Linked DNA regions of Homo sapiens: region 2 is linked to region 1. A link is a loop called in an ENCODE intact Hi-C map of the cell type or tissue named here. Cell type or tissue: PC-3. All regions are shown on one strand. Each heading gives the region's core, and the rest is flanking DNA. Links, peaks and the distances in the headings are about the cores only. Region 1 overlaps LOC105373438 (a long non-coding RNA gene). Region 2 overlaps LOC105373438 (a long non-coding RNA gene).

Evidence for each region. Peaks named below come from ENCODE experiments on the same cell type or tissue, not always from the same donor. Only the 100,000 strongest peaks of a DNase experiment are listed, where the experiment ranks them.
Region 2: a loop joins it to region 1, with 9 times the contacts of the local background. A loop is called at or near these places in 1 of 110 quality-filtered maps.

What each region holds. Positions count from the first base shown.
Region 1 is chr2:13,649,331-13,658,865 of GRCh38, forward strand. All of the region lies in intron 2 of LOC105373438 (a long non-coding RNA gene), which reads left to right. Among named protein-coding and RNA genes, the nearest start is that of LINC00276, 750 kb to the right of the region's middle. In PC-3, for the core only: no CTCF peak of the experiment used is centred there; DNase peaks (open chromatin) are centred at 3,791 and 5,321; H3K4me3 peaks cover 248 bases; H3K27ac peaks cover 508 bases.
Region 2 is chr2:13,554,866-13,564,400 of GRCh38, forward strand. All of the region lies in intron 1 of LOC105373438 (a long non-coding RNA gene), which reads left to right. Among named protein-coding and RNA genes, the nearest start is that of MIR3125, 820 kb to the left of the region's middle. In PC-3, for the core only: no CTCF peak of the experiment used is centred there; a DNase peak (open chromatin) is centred at 3,716; H3K27ac peaks cover 2,111 bases.

The DNA of each region.
Region 1 (9,535 bases), core at 1,702-6,701:
TTCCCAGTGAATACACAGAGTGTGTGAGAGAGAGAGACAAAAAAGTGTCCCCGTTTTGTCTTCCGCACTTATATTTCTGAGTCCTGGCAACCTCGGTGGGCACCACTTGTGGGTGCCAATGTGGTTTTCACCCATATAACAGGGAGACCAACAGGGTAGGATTCATCTGCACTCACCTATGCACTGGCCTATCCTCCCCGCTGTCAGTAACGTTTGAGTTCCCTAGATCTCATCTATGCCATGTATACGAGCATGATCTCCATCCACGAAACGGGGCAGGGGGACTGGGGGGGCACTAATCAGCTGGAATTAGTCATACTCACGTGTACTGTGCCCCTTGACTTCTGTTGTCATCTGCCTCTGGATCCCTCAAATCCAGTTTTCCTTTCTAGGGCTTCAACTGGAAGCTTGGGATTGAGTTTGGGACAAAAAAAAAAAACCTCAGGAGGGTACATGGACTCATTAAGATAAGTCCCAGGTGGCCCTTGCCAGACTGCAGTCAACAGCCAGGAGGGCTGCTCTTTCACTGCTTTCTTACCATAAGCCAAAAGCTAAGGTGAAAACTGTGGAACTGAATCCTCCTCAAACAAGGGAGAGAACAGGGAGTCCCTTAGAATTTGGGACCTGACCTAGGAACATGTCTTCCAGAAAAAAAAAAAAAGAAACGTAGAAAAGTTTTCTGTATTCACAGGGCTGTGTTAACTCCTAGCATGGTGGAGAAAAGAAGTAAAAACTTCTTTTAATGCAGGGAGGGGAAGATGCCTGGGGAAAAAGTCTCTTGCTCTCATGCAAATTGGTTCCTTCAACAGGGAAAAAAAAAAACAAACAACTTGTAATCACTGACTCCTCCCTGCTTCTGAGAATAGATGAAAACTGCACTATTCTGAATTAAATTGTTGATGACTGTTCTGAATTACATATTTTGATGACTATAACTGGATAGTTATAGAAATATAACTATCCAGTTATGTCTCTAGTTTGCAACAACACCCCAACATTGTCAAAGAAAAGATAGGTGCCATGACGCCCTAAAATAAAGAAGGAAAATGCCATAAAAAAGACTAGATTATACTGAAACTGACATTCCCAACCCCTGAGAGCCAAGAGGGTGGTGGTGGCAGTGTCCTCTCCTGCATCCTGTCCTCTGTAGTAGTGCTATTCACTCTTAACTAGCTAATCAGAGATTTGGTCCTTCATATGTCTTTAGTAAAAAGTCTGAGGACAAGAAGCCTTAGAAAACAATGAAGAGTGTAGTTCCACATTTACTCACCCTTCAGGGATCCCAGATGATCCCCCAGAAAATGACACAGGATTCTTCTCCATCACTTTTGCCAGCCAGAAACACCTGGCCAGATGCTCCCTTGCTGCACCTCGGCCCAAGGCATCAAGGCAGGCAAAACCCTGCCAGTGTTTCTGTCACATGGTGTGTCTGCCCTCCTCCAGCAGAGGGCAGAGGGCCACGATGTTATAGCCTTTTCTATACACATATTCAGTGTGTCCCAAGCTCTTGTCTCATGTCCAAGAAAAATGAGGATATTCTGACTCAAAGAGTCAGGAGGGTAGAGAATAATTGTATTGATTGACAGAATAACTTTCAGCAGAGGGGAAATGGATGGTCCCCCACTCCCATGCTTGGGTGGTTTCTCCCCCAGGGTGGCTGAATCTGGGGTTTTTATAGGCACAGGATGGGGGAGGGGCGGGCTGTAGGTAATATGGGAAAAGGAAACATTTGATTCATCAAGCATTATTCAGAAAGAACCAACCAGGAAAGGGCAAGAAAACAGGAAAAGAAGTTCTCACTCTGTGTCACATTTTTCATCCAGAATGAACACTTGGGTGTTTCAGCCTTCTGGCTGTTTTTGGCTTGAAGGTGGTGGGGTTTCATTGCAGACCTGCCCATATCTGCCTAGGCATTTGTCTGCTTCCTGCCACTATGACCATTAAGACTCTCTTCTCTGTCCACTCTTTTGTCTCAAGGGAGACAGGCCTTCCTGGTGTGTAGGTGTTTATATTTCACAGGCCATCCCACACAGCTGTCAAGGGTTAATTCCTCTGTAAATCTTATTGGATTCATCACTTTTCATTTTCATCATATTATTATCACTTTTGCTTCTACAAAGCTTTTTTGTCAGCATCAAAAAAAAATTAGAAAAAGGTACATTAAGATGGGGAGATGTTAAGTGACTTGTTGGTTATTCAGCTAGTGGCAAAGCAATGGTTAGCACCCAATCCTGACTTTCTGAGACACTCATAATCCACAGAAATCCTAAACCTTTTGTCTACTACCAGGCATATAAACAGAACCTTACTGTTATCTCATAAATATGTACTATCATTTACAGTTTCATTATTAATTTTACTCTTCTCAAGTACCAAAACACCACCTCCCCCTGACAAATGAACTTATGCTTTTTATGTTCTACCTGTGAGTACTAGGATCATCAATCATATCTACAGCTTCCCCTCAGTTGATTTATGGATAGTTTGTATTTTCACTGTATCTGTCTCACACCTTTTTGAAAAGGGAACATTGTATGGCTACTTTTATGTGATTAACTCCTCCATCAATTTATGTGTCAATGATTGCCTTCCTGTAATGGATTCAATTTCTCTGTCCCCATTGTTTCTTTCTCACTAGAGAAGTTCTTTAAAATTCTATGAAAATGAAACTGTGCTAAATTAAAAATCTACTCATGATAATAGGAGACACTCAAAATTATGGGTTTCAGTTTCAGGCTTCTCACCATGTCCTCAGATTGTACTCCCTTTCTAGCCCTTCTGCAGCAAATAAACCTTTGCCATCAGTTCACCAAAAGCACTCATGAGAGGAAAAATGGCATATCACTAAATATAGAGTTCTTTGTCACTTCTTGATTTCAAATTTACAACTAATACTCAACACTTTAATTAAATCTTTCTTTTCTCTTCTTCCTAAAACATACATGCAAATTAAAAAAAAAATCTTGACCCTATTTCCTGTCTCTCTTACTCTTCTTCTGCCTTCTGTATGCACATGCAAGAAATCTATTTTCATCTGTTTTATTTCTCAGTTTTACATATGGGAATTCATCTTCTAGTCATCTAATATCAATAATTCCCAAATCTAGATCTCTAGTTTTATAGATAGTTTTATTTTGCATATTAATTTTTTCTGCTATCTGTTTAACAGCATATTCAAAAACTAACTCATTATCTCTTTATTATAAAATGCATTTTTCCTTTTACTATCATTATCTAAAAGTTCATTAATAATATGCTAGAATACTTTTTATTTTTAAAGCAAATGATCACTGAAATTGTCTTGCTCAGTATTACAATTTAAACAAATAATCAAATGATCATTGTGTGACTCATGAATAAGTCATCTCCATCAGCACATGGAATAAATAGTTGGAAACGTGGAAGAAGTGCAACATGAAGCAAAATACAAATTGAATCAATCAGGAAGCATTCAGAAAGCATTAAATAATCAGGCAGATGAGGGAGTAAATGGCAGGGGATAACTGCTTTTCTGACTTTGGCATGGCTGACCATTAGACCCTCTTATGAAGTGTAAATGGGACCCACTTATAGGTAGATAGGAATGAACCTACAGCCTGGATGGGTACATTCTCTTAATTATAGGCATAAAAAAGAAGAGTGTCTTGAATAAAAATTGTTTACAACAAATTATATAGGAAATACAGTGCTGTAGTAGATACCTCTGGTGCCTATGACATGCCCCCTCAGCCCACCTCAGATGCAGCCACAGCTGTTGTGAACTGTTATGAGGAGCTCAGACTCATTTCCTGCTGCCAATGACTCACCTAGTGTCAACTCCGCCCAACTTTCTGCATTCTGTTGCCAGGTCTTCTTCAGTGGCAATTTCATCTGGAAGGGCAGGGGCTTATCATCCTCAAGGCAACCTTTAACTAACAGTTACTGCAGACAGTGGGAAAAGGCATTAGCTTTTTAGGTGAACAATCTAAAAAGCATCCTCTATGATTGTCAGAAGTCTCATGCTGCCTACAGATGACATAACAATAATAGACCTTAAGTTAGCTTTTCCTCTTTTCCTGTCTCATGCTCTAAAATCTGTTATTCCATAGATCATCTCCCCAAAAAACATCTGTATGTATGCAAGTTCTTTTTTCTGTCCATTTTTGATAACCCTAAATTAAGACAAGCACATTTTGATATTTTTTTTTCCTAACTCGATAATAAATGTGTAATTACATTTATGCAAGAATTATTTTCTTCCAGGCTAACCCTGTTAATTTGTCTTTCAAATTCCCAAAATTTTATTTTTGTCTGTTCGTAGTCTTCAGCATGTGGATGAGAATGTGACATTTTTTCTTTAGTGCTCTTATTTAGTATATTTTGGTATTCGTTTATTCACTTGCTTCAGCAACAATCTTTAATTAACAAAAACCCTTAATTGAATTCCACAATATGCTTTAGTTTCCAACAATAGCCTCTGCAGTTGTTGATCAATCTCTTTCTCTCTGAACTGCAAGGCTTTTCACTGCACTTATGTGTCTTTTACAGATTGCATTTGTCTCTGTCATGATCAGTATATTGCTCAAGCAGTGGAAATAAGAAAAGAATTATAAATATTATCCAATGAGAGACTCACTTCTTCTGTGGCCTGAATGGAAAATGTACTCTCATTGTGTAGCACCATGCCTTTGTGTGTAAAAAATCAATAACTATTTCTTGGAAAGAGGATCATCTAGGTTCACCCCCTGGGCTCGGAAAAGGAAACTTAAGTTATTACACCTAATAAGCTCTGTGGGCTTAGATATGTAAATCTTCTCTTGCTCTCCACTTGTACATCTATACAATAACATTATCTTGGTGATTTTACGGTTGTCTCCAGCTAGAAAAATGTCTATGTACAAAAAAAATGCCTTTTTCTTTATATTATTTCCCTCTTTTATAGAAAACAAAGATTTTTGTTTAAACAACCTCTATTTTTACTGCTTTTTTTAAAAAATTATACTTTAAGTTTCAGGGTACATGTGCATAATGTGCAGGTTTGTTACATATGTATACATGTGCCATGTTGGTGTGCTGCACCCATTAACTCATCATTTAACATTAGGTATATCTCCTAATGCTATCCATCCCCCATCCACCTACCCCACAACAGGCCCCAGTGTGTGATGTTCCCCTTCCTGTGTCCATGTGTTCTCATTGTTCAATTCCCACCTATGAGGATGTTTTTGTCTTTCAACAATGGAACCTCCTCTTCATGTCCAGACACCAGGATAACTTTTTTCCAGCTAGTCCAAAGATCTGTTGTTGTTTCATAAAACCACACAGTGGCTCATAAACTAAGGCAGCTTGCTTGTAAAGATTTCAGCTAGATAAGCATCCTATTTGGCACCAACTATTCATCTCTCAAACTAGGTTTGTTTACCTAGTTTCCTATCTCAGCTATAACACCTATACTTAATTTCTAGTGAATGTTAATTTATATCTCACAGCCCAACCTGATGTATTATCTCAGCAGCTTGCCAGAATGAATTTTCAGTTTCTTTAACACATTGAATTAAATCTACTGTCACTGAGAAATTTACTTTTATTTAAACATGTATTACTATTAATATATCTCTTAGAATTTTCTGTTAGAGGTCACACTTATTGGACAGTTGCAAAAAACATAGAGGTTTAATACCAAACCAGACAAAGTTCAAATCCAAATTCCCACTTTTATTAACTCCATGAAATTTTATCTCTTTGAGTTTCTAATTATTTCCTGCAATACAGGTAAAATATTTACTCAGAAGGCTTAAAAATAAAATGATACAGTATTTATAAAACAAGTAACAAAAGACCTAGTACGTGACATGTCCTCAACAAATATTACTTCCTATAAAATAATAAATGTAGTCTAATTCCAAGGATTCCAAAAGATAAATACAATTGATTCACATCAGTTATAGGAGATCGAGAAATATGTCTTTGTCTTTGGAGCCATTGTATAGTAGGGAAAATAATGCAAGTCCTGCATTCAGAGGTAGAATCATTCCCCTGTTTGGCACATACTAGGTGCATGCCCACTGGCAAGTTGTATAGAGACAAATGCAATCTGTAAAAGACACATAAGTGCAGTGAAAAGCCTTGCAGTTCAGCAAGCCTTTATGTTTCTTGGTGAAATAGGTTCCTTATTATAGAACTGTTTTGAGGGGAACATTAGATCCAATAACAAACACAAAATGCCAAACAAAGTACCAGGCAGGGAGTTGATCCTCAAGCCACAGTAGCTAATAATAACTAAATAAGTTGTTAGCACCTTTCAATACAGATGAGTTTAAAAGTACGTCCTGTTGAAAGGCCAAGAGGTAGTTTACCTGTCAGCGTGTCTAAATATATTAGTGCAATATGGGCATTGTGCAAATGGATCCAAGATTGACTCCAGTCTTAAATACATTTCTTCCTTGTGAAAGAATTGTTTTTCAAATATACAGGCTTGTGTGTTGTTACAGAATGTTTCTCATATCTCTGAGGATATTTCTAAATTAATCAATTGGTATTGTTTGGGAAAAGATTAGATATATTTATCTTCTAGAGGACCCCTGTAATGTTTCAGTTTCCAACTTTATTAAACTAATGCCAATTCTATTTATCAACTTAAATGTCCTTTCTTCTAGGAAGTCTTCCCTTACTTAGGTGAGGTGTTCCTACTTTGGCTCTAGGGAAGTCTAGGGGAGCAAAGGTCACAGATGCCAGTGTCTATGTTCCATTAAGCACCAAAATTGGTGATTCTCAGGCATTGCTTTAGAAACTACTTAGCTCCCTGCCTGAGCCCTCTGATCATGTATATGCCTGAAAATAAATCAACAGAATTGTGGTGTCTTCTTCTCTCCAAATTTCAAATCTCACCTTAGTGACTCTCATAAGAGGAAGCAAAAAGAAACGCTTATATTGTCCCTGGCTTGTACCCTACAATACAACAGAGATCTGAGAAGAAGCTCGTGGCAATAGTGAGTTAACAATCACAGACTTTACCAGAATAAAGATAAAGAAAAAGATGTTCCCTTAATCATTCTATTTTCCTCTTTTGGGTCCATGACTACCAGATAGCTAGAATTGCTGTGTTGAATAAATCAAGAGGATGAAATAAAATACAATTATAAAGTGTTTATTTGAGTTGCACATGCATGAGCTATACAAGCAACTATCTGATTACTCTGCAGGTTGTCAGATGTAATGCAGAGATGGTGCAGACTGTGTTCAGGACTTTAGCTGCTCAGGAAGATTTCTTAGTACTAAATTGTCCAATCGGCATGCTTTTTTATATATTCATGTGACTAATAACTGAGGTCGTGGAATAATTAAATACCTATGTTGAATAAATAGCATATGAAGATAAGCCAGAAAAAGAATATTTTCAAAGCAGAAGGAGGTTTACCATGTTTATCTACTTTAGCATCAGCATTTAGATAATTAGAATTCTATAGGAAGGGATACCTGAAAGTTTTTAATTTTTCTCCTTTCTTTTCCTTTTCCTTTTTTCTTTTAAAAAAATTCTTTCTTTTTATCTCCTTTTTAAAAAGTATTCTTTTAAAATTGAATATAGTGTATGTGTAGTATACAAATCTTAAACATATAACTCAATGAAGTTTATACATGTTTGTAACCATTTAACCACTACTCACATTGAGATATAGAATGTTTTCATCAACAAAAAATGACTCCTCCTGTTCCAACTCACCCACTACATTCCAGAGGTAATTCCTGTTCTCATTTTTTATTATCAGAGATTAGTGTTTTCTGTCATTGAGATACATGGTGAATTATATAAATATTCTCTTTGTGTTTCTGTTGTTTCATTCAACGTATCTGTGAGATTCAGCAATGTTGTTGTGTGTTATCAGTAGCTTGTTTATTTTTATTTTTATATAGAACTCTATTATGTAAATCTATTACACGTCACCTAAACATTCTTTAGTTACTAGTTTTTAAAGTTGTTTCCACATTTTGGAATTATGAGAAGCTGCTATGAGCACTCTAACATATACTTTTGATTGACATACACACTCTTAACTATATAATCTAGGAGTAAAATGTTGGGTCATAGTGTTGGCTTGTGTTTACTATAAATGGATATAAGGCCGGAAGTGGTGCCTCATCCTGTAATCCTAGCAATTTGGAAGGCTGAGGCAGTCGAATCACTTGAGTCCAGAAGTTTGAAACCAGCCTGGGCAACATGGCAAAACTTCATCTCTACAAAAAATACAAAAATTAGCTAGGCGTGGTGCCTAACACCTGTAGTCCCTATTATTCAGGAGACAGATGGGAGGATCGCCTAAGCCTGGGGAGCTGAAGACTGCAGTGAGCAGTGATCATGATCGCAGCACTGCACTCCATCCTGAGTGACTAGTAAGACCCTGTCTGAAAAAAAAAAAAAAAAAAAAAAGATGTAACACTCTTTTCCAAAGTGATTTACCTCAGAAAATAGAAGAGTTCCACTTCCTGTACATTCTCTCCAGCACTTGGAGTCCACGTATTTCCAATATAGTCATTGAATTAGTGGTGTATTATTACAATAATGTCATTTCTTGTTATTACTATTAAATTTATATACAATTAAATAGATATTTTGGGTATATAGTTCTATGAATCTAAGTTATATATAGATTTTGTAACCACCATTACAATCAGGATACAGAAGCATTACACCAGCAGAAAATGTTCCCTCATGCTGCCTTTTGAAGTCAAACACTCCCTTAGGATAATGTTTGGCCTTCAGTTGCATCAATGTTACTGCAAAGGATGTGATTTCATTCTTTTTATGGCTGTGTAGTATTTCATATGTGCCACATTTTCCTTATTCAATCCACTGTTCATGGCCATTTAGGTTGATTCATGTCTTTGCTATTTTGAAGAGTGACAGGATGAACATGAGAATTTATGGGTCTTTTTGGTAAAAAAAAATTATTTTCCTTTAGGTATACATACACTAAATAATGGGGTGGCTGGGTAAATAGTTGTTCTATTTTTAATTCTTTAAAAAATTTCCAAACTGCTTTCCACAGTGACAGAGCTAATTTACACTACTACCAACAGTGTATAAGTGTTCCATTTTCTCTCCAGCCTTGCCAACATCTGTTGTTTTTAGGCTTTTTAGTAATAGCTATTCTGACGGATGTGAGATGGTGCCTCATTCTGGTTTTGATTTGCATTTCTCTGATGATTAGTGATGATGAGCATTTGTTCATATGTCTGTTGGCCACTTGTATGTCTTCTTTTGAGAAGTGTCTATTTAGGCCCTTTGCCCACTGTTTAACAGGGTTATTTGTTTTTGGCTTGTTAAGTTCCTTATAGATTCTGGATATTAGACCTTTATCAGATACATAGTTTGTGAGTATTTCTTCCATTCTGTGTTTTTTTCTATTTACTCTGTTGATAGTTTCTTTTGCTGTGCAGAATCTCTTTAGTTTAATTAGGTTCCACTTTCTTTTTTTTTTTTTTTTTTTTGCAATTGCTTTTGAGAACTTAGTCATAAATTATTTGTCAAGGCAGATGTCCATAGGAGTATTTCCTAGGT
Region 2 (9,535 bases), core at 1,521-6,520, 95 kb before region 1:
CACCACAACCTCCGCCTCCCGAGTTCAAGCGATTCTCCTACCTCAGCCTCCCGAGTAGCTTGGATTACAGGCATGAGCCATCAAGCCTGGCTAATTTTTTGTATTTTTAGTAGAGACAGGATTTCTCCATGGTGGTTAGGCTGGCCTCGAACTCCCAACCTCAGGTGATCCACCCACCTCGGCCTCCCTAAGTGCTGGGATTACAGGCATGAGCCACCGCGCCTGGCCTCTTTCTTTAAGCGTTATGAGCCCACCTCTGCTAACTTCAGATTTTTCTCTGCAGCTTCCTCACCTCTCTCAGCCGTCGCAGAATTGAAGAGAGTTAGAGTCTTGACCTGAATTAGGCTTTGGCTTGAGCGAATCTTGTGGGTGCTTTGATCTTCTATCTGTACCACTGAAGCATTCTCCATATAAGCAATAGGTTTCTTTACTTTTCTTGTCATCCATGTGTTCAGGGGAGTGGCTCTTTTAATTTCCTTCAAGACCTTTTTCTTTGCATTCACAACTTGGCTGTTTGGTACAAGAGGCCCACCATTTGGCCTGTCTTGGCTTTCAACATGCCTTCCTCAGTAAGCTTAATCATTTCTAGCTTTTGACTAGAAGTGGGAGACATGCAATTCTTCTTCTCACTTAAACATTTATAGGCCATTGTAGGGTTATTAATTGGCCCAAAGTTAATATTTTTCTATCTAAGCGAATAGGGATGACAAGGAGAGGGAGAGAGATGGGGGAATGGCCAGTGAGTGGAGCGGTCAGAACACACACCATTTATAGATTGTTTGCTGTCTTAAATGGGAGCAGCTTTTGGTGCCCCAAAGTATTTACAATGGTAACCTGAAAGATGATCAATCACAGATCACCATAACAGATATAATAATGGGTAAAAAGTTTGAAATATTGTAAGAATTACCAAAATGTGGCAGAGATACAACATGAGTACATGCTGTTGAAAAAATGATGCTGCCAATGGACTACCTCAATGCAGGGCTGCTACAAACCTTTACTTTGTAAAAAATGCAATAACTGCAAAGTACAATAAAGCAAAGTGCAGTAAGACAAGATTGGCCTGTGTACTTCAAGATATCAAGTTATACACAATAAATACATTTAATTTGACCTGTCAACTTAAAATAAATAAACAAATGTGAAAATAGGAAATGTCAATATTTAAAAGGCAATATTCATAAAAATTTGTCAAAAGATTCTCTTTTAGGTGCTCTTTCTACAAAAAAAGTAACTGGAGAGTTATAGATAGGTTAAATTACTTGACTATTGTAATCATTTCAAAACATCTTAATACACAATAATAATGAAAGCAAGAAAGAAAAGAAAATGGAGATGAATTATTTTGAGGGGAAAAACAGAAAACGAAGTAAATATGGTAGAGCTGCATTTATTAAGAGTAAAATGAACTAGAATTTGTTGAGCATCTATTTTATGCTCAACATCTTGTTGACAGCATGTGATCACAAATGTACTTTTCAACAACCTTCCTGGTAGAAAATATTCACAGATATGCAGACTGGTGGCTTCAAAGGGAGACACAGCTACTAATTGGCCACACTGGATCTAACACCCAGGCCTCTCTGACTTCCAAACACATTATCTTTCCACTATACCACACTGAAGTCTTGTGATACCAAAATTCTTATCTCATTTAATAATATTCTCAACTTTTTTCACTGTTAAATTGGATAAAGCATGTGTGATTACATATAATGTTTTCTACCTGTTCTGACAAGAATAAATTATTTATAGCATGCAAAAATTATTGGAAAAACATCTTAAAATATCTTTCATGGAGTTAATAATTAAAAGCACTGTGGCATTTAAGATTTCTCAAGAGGAACCTTGGGAGTCTGATAAAAAGCCAAAAAATCTTCTCTTTTTTCTGTCTTCAAGGTTTCTAACACTTGATAATGTAGGCTCCTCTGCATTTTAAAGAACAGAATTTTTTGTTCAACAATGAGGCAGAGCACCTTGTAAGAAATTAGTGTAATGGGGGTCATAGCCTGCATTTTTTTTCTGTCACCAACAACTTAAGTGTCAATGTTCTCTGTTCCTGTGGCTGCCTGCCTAGGTTTTGAGCACCCAGACATCTGATTCTTAATGCTTATTATTTTAATTTCCCTCTTACATTATTCTAAATCCTTAGTGCATGTACATATGTACATTGATACACACATTTTGAGAGACGGCTTCTCTATATTGTTGAAAATAAGAAAGTAAAACTAACCTTAAAATAAGCTATGGCTTCCCATTTCTTGCAGGGTTAAGTCCAAAAACTTAGCATGGAATATATGGCTCTTCAAATATTGAAGCCTTTTTGTTTTATTTCTTAGAGCTCCTCCTTCTCCCTATTCTGCATATGATGCTTAATTGTAACTGAACTATTGCTATTTCCCCACATGTGCCACACCTGCCTCAACCTTGCTTTTGATTAGCCTTGAAAACTCTTTTCCAAATCTCCTTGGTGTCATAAATACCTTAATGTTGTTCAAAAACCAGCATAGATCTCACCAGGGACTTCCCCACCCCTCTATTATTCCAGGGTTAAATATTGTCATTTTGCATTATTTTAATAGCAGGTGGACAGTTTCCTAAGGAACCCAGCCAACATCAGAGAAGCTAATTTGCAGAAGGCATATGTTGCCAATGAACCAGATGTTGATTCTTATTAATTTAACAAAAATAGGTTTTAAGGAAACAACAGTCTTGAACATATACAATGAAAAGAAATATACTTTTCTTATGTGTGTATGTTTGAAGTAAACCCTCATACATTTTTGTGTGACTAAGTCATACTAACAAAATCAAATGTCATAATTTCATGTCTTTTATATATTTTTATGTGATCTTAGAATGATAAATTTGATGAGATCCTTAAGTCTAGCTACCTCTTCTTTGCCAACATTATAACCATTTTACATGGGAGAAAATGCCCATGAGGTCAGGTAAATGAAGTATTTTGCCAAATGATCATACAATTGTGAAATTATACAAAAGGCTCAGAATATAAATCTTCTGAGCCCCCTGTCTAGTGTTCACTCTGGCCTATCAACTATATGAATGGGTATAATATGCAAAAATATAAATTTACCCATTGTGCATTACCCAAAGTTAGCCAGACTGGAGGCTAAGGGCACAGTATATCAGATGATCGGGTCTTCCCAAGACACCAATGGCAAGCTGGAGGCTTTCCCAAAACCACTCTCAGTTTTGATAATTCAGCAGAAATTTCAGTAGACTCACAGAACTCACTGCAAGCTATAACACTCACAGTTACATTTACTTCAGGCAAAGGACACACATTAGAAAGAAAGGCATAAGGTAGAATATGGCAGGGGCCTAAAGCAGAGTTTCTGCTTGTCATCACGCTGTGGAGTCGTGGATGGCATTGCTGCCTCCCAGCCACAATGTGTTACAATATCCAGAGATTATTTCCAGTCAGAGAAGCCCACACATGCTACAGTATTCAGAGCTTTTACTGGGCCTCTATTATGTAGGTAAGCACAATTACTTTAATTATTGCTTATGTGGTTGAATTTAGTCTTCAGCATCTCCCTTCGCCATAGGTTGGGCTGATACCTTGTGGGCTAAAGTCCCAACCTTTAATCACCTGGTTAGTCTTTCTGGTCTAGCCAGCCTCCTAGCCCTAAGATTGTTGCATGTGGTCCCGGGGTTTACTCAATGAGTCACTTTTTAAGCATAAACTATGAGGTGTGGTTAAGGGGCCCGTCATGGGTAACAAAGACACTCTTATGACTCAGGAAAATTCAAACTTATAGAGGTTACCTCCCAGGAGTTAGAGTCCAAATTTCTTACTATAAATACACAGGATCAGATGATGTGTTAAGCTGTTCTTGTGTAGCTATAAAGAATTACCCATGACTGGGTAATTTATAAAGAAAAGAAGTTTAACTGGCTCACAGTTCTGCAGGATTTACAGGAATCCTTGGTGCTGGCATCTGCTTGCTCTAGTGAAGCCTCAGGGAGTTTTCAATCATGGTGGAAGGCAAAGCAGGAGTAGGCACTTCACATGGCAAAAGCAGGAGCAAGAGAAAGTGGGGTGAGAGTGGGTGCCACGCACTTTTAAAATGACCAGATCCTATGAGAACTTTCTATTACAAAGACAGTACCAAGCCATGAAGGATCCACCCCCATGATCCAAACACTTTCTCCCAGACCCCACCTCCAGCATTGGGAGTTATGATTCAACATGAGATTCGGGCAGAGACAAATATACAAACTATATCAGATGCACAATATATATGCATCAATAATAATAACGCATCATCCAAATATATAACCTTGACATGTGATTTTTAAAAGTTATATATTTCATTTATGTGTAAATGTAAACATATTCTATCATTGCAATTCTCTATAGATAGAACATGGTTACTAATGTCCTCAATATAAGATAATGGGGAGGAAAAATTGTATTCTACTCCCTATGTTTCCTCTATTAACATGATGATAACATGATATTTTAACGGAAGCAGAAAGTCCTCCATTAAAATGACATTTCTGTGCTCTCTCAGGCACTTTTTCAGCACTCCTAGGTGAGAAAGGGTGACTTCTTGATTATTGAGTGTGATTGAAGCAGATGGACATGCCTGGCTCAGACCCTTCCAAGCTAATTCTTAGATTCTGCCTAACCCCCAAAAGTATGAAATTTCTACTTTTCTAGAGACAGGCTTCCATGAGTAAGGTGGTCACACATTCTGCTTTGCCCAGATAAGTCAAAGTTTGTCCTTTCCTGGAGCCTCATCCAATTTAGAATGTGTACTGATTTTTTTTCTTATAAAGTTGTATTATTAACAGCTTCAGGAAAATAAGTGACTATATGTTTGACAGACCAAAACTTGTCTTTTTTCTAGCTTCTGTCGTAATCTTACCTATTAGTGTCAGAAGTAAATTCTAAGTGAACAGAGCTCTCATTTAGCACATGGATAAATCAGAGTTGACCAGTGAGCAAGCTTCTCTCTTGAGTAGCCTTTCTCAATGTCAGTACCTCTGGCCTCCCTTTAAAGTACACCACACAGGAGTATATTCAGACATAAACAGCTACAGACAGCCAATTCCTTCTAGTCTTTGAATAACGGGAGAAGTAGTTAATGCTGCTATCCCCACAAGCTACCTCTTGTATCAGAAAATGGGGCCACAGAACTTCTAGTAAGCTGTGAGATGTACAAATTACATCAGGATACCTTAGTGAAAATTTTAAAAACTTACAGTTTAGATGGAATAAGTGTGGAAAATAGAAACTGAGAAATCTAACCATAGATAAAGAGAAGATGGCAATCCTTTTGCTACAGAGGTAAATCACAATTATTCATTTTGTTATATTACTTGATAATTTAATAATAAATTCTACCATTGATGAGTTTTTAAAAATGTACAGTTAATGAAAACTTTAGTACTAAAAGTCCACATTTATAAACATTGCTGATTGTGCTGTGGACTAAGCTCTGGTTTTTCAGCTCTAAAATTAATTTATATACTTTGCTTTAGGATGCTGGGGCTGAGATTATATAAACTATATTTCTTCTTTGTCACATGGCTTGCTGTCAGTTTCTGAACATAGGTGGCCTACTGAGAGACTAACAGGTAGGAGAAGAGAAAAGGGGAATTCTTTATTCTTTGTTCTAATGTTTTTCTGTCTCAGAACCAGGTTCATCATACCCTCTAGGCTGAAACTAACACCAGGTGTCAACCCATTTTCAGAGGCCTGAGTTTCATTTCTGAGAGAACCCTCCAACAAGTTGTTTTTTTCTGGGTCCCCACATTATATGGGTACCACACCCTTTTTCCAATTCTGTGCAATCCTTTCTGTAAGACTCTAAATTCTAATAACCCCAACTTCTTCCTTCTGTTTCCCAAGAAATTAGGGATGATAGCAGTTTTTTGAAGTTACAAGCCACCTTCTGTCAGTATTCCTTTCTTTTTATTTCTGTACTCTAAAACCTGTCTAACCAACTGTCTGTGTTTATTTTCTCAGTTAAAATAACTGGTATTGATTTTTTTTATTGGAGTCTTAGTGTGTAATTTTCACAAAATGTCTATCAGTATTTATCATCTAATGTGGTAAACCCAGAAGATACGAATCACAATAGCAGTTACTGTGAGAGAGGAGCAAGCAGATAGCCAAGAGGAGAGTTGTGTATTTTCAAATTAATTTTTAATTCAATTTTTGCACATATATGAAGTGGTAACAAATAGCTGTTAAAATTTTGGCTTTATTAGCAGAAGAAAAACTTCATAAATAATGCTCATTTATAACATGTAATCAATAATATATACAATCAGATTAATTCCAATATTGTTCAGATATTTTATACAATTCATGAAATCAAAATCTTTGGAAGCTAATTTTATTAAACATGAAACAAGCAGAAATATTGTGAGTGTTATAGAATATCTTGCTTAAAAGTCCAATTTTTTTTTTTTTTTTTGCTTAGAGTATTTTAAATACATGTTTTGAGGTGGTGGAGATCATAGCAAAACCAATATTCCATTTTCATTAAATTAAGAATTCTGTTGGGAAACATGTATTTGAATTTGGTTTTGGGAAACATAAAATTCTCAATTGTGTCCAAGCAAGGTGTGATGTACTGCCAATTAAAATATAGAGGTGGGGAGCAAGGCAGCAGAATAGGACTCGCCTGCAATCATCCCCCCACAGAAACATCAATTAGAAGAAGTGTCCATGCACAAGAATACATTCACAAGACCTGAAGAAACCAGGTCAGAGACCATAGTACCTGGTTGTTGCATAACAGTAAGAAAAGACACACTGAAGAAGGTAAGAAGAGTATTTTTACATTACCTGTATCACCCCTCCACAATCTGAGGCAGTGCAGTGTGGAGAGAGATTCTCTCTGCTCAAAGAAAAGATAGACAAATGATCACAGGATTTTGCCTCAAATCATTACACTTGGCCCATCACAGTAAAACTCAGCACTGGACAGATCCCCATAGCTCCATATTCTAGGCTGGTACCTGTGGCCTGATCCTGTATACCTGCCCTGGTGCTGGTGGGATAACACAGCTCTAAGCATTATGCTTGCTGGGAGAACTAAATTTCTGGTCTACAACACTTTTAGGCTGACGTGAGTGGCCTCAGGAGCCAGAAAGCCCTCATTATCAGGCAGGCCTCAGAGGTCCCAGACTTATGGTATGCCCCAGCTCCATACTTACCATAGCAAGGCCTAGGCTTCTGGAACACCATACCGGCCACAGCTGCTCTGTACTTCTGACATATGACAGAATTGTGTCTGCTGCAGGGCTTTTCCAGAGAAAGCCAGCCTGTGAAGACTAAAATGAAAATCTACATTTTCAAATCCATAGACATTGATGAACTACCAAAAAGATCAAGAATAATCAGGGAAATATTACATCATCAAATGGACAAAATAAGGTGCCAGTGACTGATTCTAAAGAAATGAAGATGTATGCACTTCCTGACAAATAATTCAAAATAACTTTAAGGAAGCTAAGTAAACTTCAAGAAAATACAAAGAAAAAACTCAATGAACTAAGAAATCAATCAGAAGATGAAATTTAATACAGAAATTCAAATAATAATTAAAAACCCCAGGAATTCTGGAGATAAAATTGACAATGAATGAAATTTTAAAAAGCAAGGAAGAGCATCAGTAGCAGAAATAATCAGGCAGAAGAAGGAATCTGTGAACTCAAAGATGGGTTATTTGAAAATATACACTCAAAAGAGAAAAAAGAGACAAAGAATGAAAAAGAATAAAGAAAACATATAGGATTTTTGAGACTGCCTCCAAAGAAGGACTGTTTGAATCAAAGGAATTTGAAAGAAGAGAAAGGTAGAAAGTGATATCCCAGTACATGAAAGTCAAAAGGTTCCCACCAGATTCCATCTAAATAGGACCATCCCCAAACAAACAATAATAAAACTGTCAAAATTCAAATGAAGAGAGAATCCTGAAAGTAGTAAGAAAAAAGAAGCAAATGACGTATAAAGAATTACCTATACAGATAGCAGCAGACTTCTTGGCAGAAACCTTCATGTGGAGAAAGTGTGATATTTAAAATGCCAAGTGAAAATATAAAACAAAAACACAGCCAACCAAGAAAACTGTACCCAGCAAATCTGTCCTTCAGAAATTCAGGAATGAGGCAAAGACTTCTCCGAACAAAAGGTGAAGAACATCACCACCAAATATGCCTACAAGAAATACTAAAGGTAGTTCTTCAAGCTGAAAGAAAAGAATGCTAATGAGTAAGACAAACACATCTAAAAGTATAAAACTCACTAGTAAAAGTACATATAGAGTCTAATTTAGAATACCATTATGTGTGCAAATTACTTGTATTTTTAGTATGAATGTAAGAATAATTTGTTAAGGGATATGCAATATAAAATGATGTAAACTGTGACATCAAAAATTTGAAATGTGGGGTGGGATGAATTGGAATAAAAGTGTAGAGTTTTGTGTGTATGTATATGTATGTGGCTAAAGTTGTTACAATCAGCTTAAAATAACCTGTTATAGGCTGGGGGCTGTGGCTTACGCCTGTAATCCCAGCACTTTGGGAGGCCGGACTGGGCGAATCATGAGGTCAGGAGATCAAAACCATCCTGGCCAACATGGTGAAACCCAGTCTTCACTAAAAATACAAAAATTAGCCTGGCATGGCAGTGAGCACCTGTAGTCCCAGATACTTGGGAGGCTGAGGCAGGAGAATTGCTTGAACCTGGGAGGCAGAGGCTGCAGTGACCCGAGATCATGCCACTCCACTCCAGCCTGGGTGACAGAGAGAGACTCTGTCTTAAATAATAAATAAATACCTGTTGTAACTATAAGATATTTTGTAAGCTTCATGGCAACCACAAAGCAAAAACCTTTAGTAAATAGACACACACAAAAAAGAAAAGAAACAATAAAAACATATGACCAGTGATAATTAGCCAAAAAGGAAGACAGCAAGAAAGGAAGAGATAAGCAAAAGATCTGCAAAACAAGTAGAAAACAATCCACAAAATGGCAGTAATAAACCCTGGTCTATCAATAATTGCCTTGAATGTAAATGAACTAAATTCTCCAATAAAATAATATAGAATCCCTGAATGGAAACAAACAAAAAGCAAGACCCAACTATAAGCTGCTCCAAGAGACGCACTTCTCCTGAAAGAACTCACATACTGAAAGCAAAGGCATAAAAAAGATATTCCATGCAAATAGAAACCATAAGAGAGCAGGAGTGGCTATATTTAAATAGGATAAAATAGACTTTAAATCAAAGTTTGTAAAAGAAGACAAACAGATCATTATATAATAAGTACTCAATTCAGTAAGAGGGTATAACAATCATATATATGTGCCCAACACTGGAGTAGCTAGATATATAATGCAAATATTAATAGATCTAAAGTGAGACTACAATACAGTAACAATAAAAAAATTAACAACACATTTTCAGAAATAGACAAATCATCCAGACAGAAAATCAATAAGGAAACATCATACTTAAACTACACGCTCAATCAAATGGA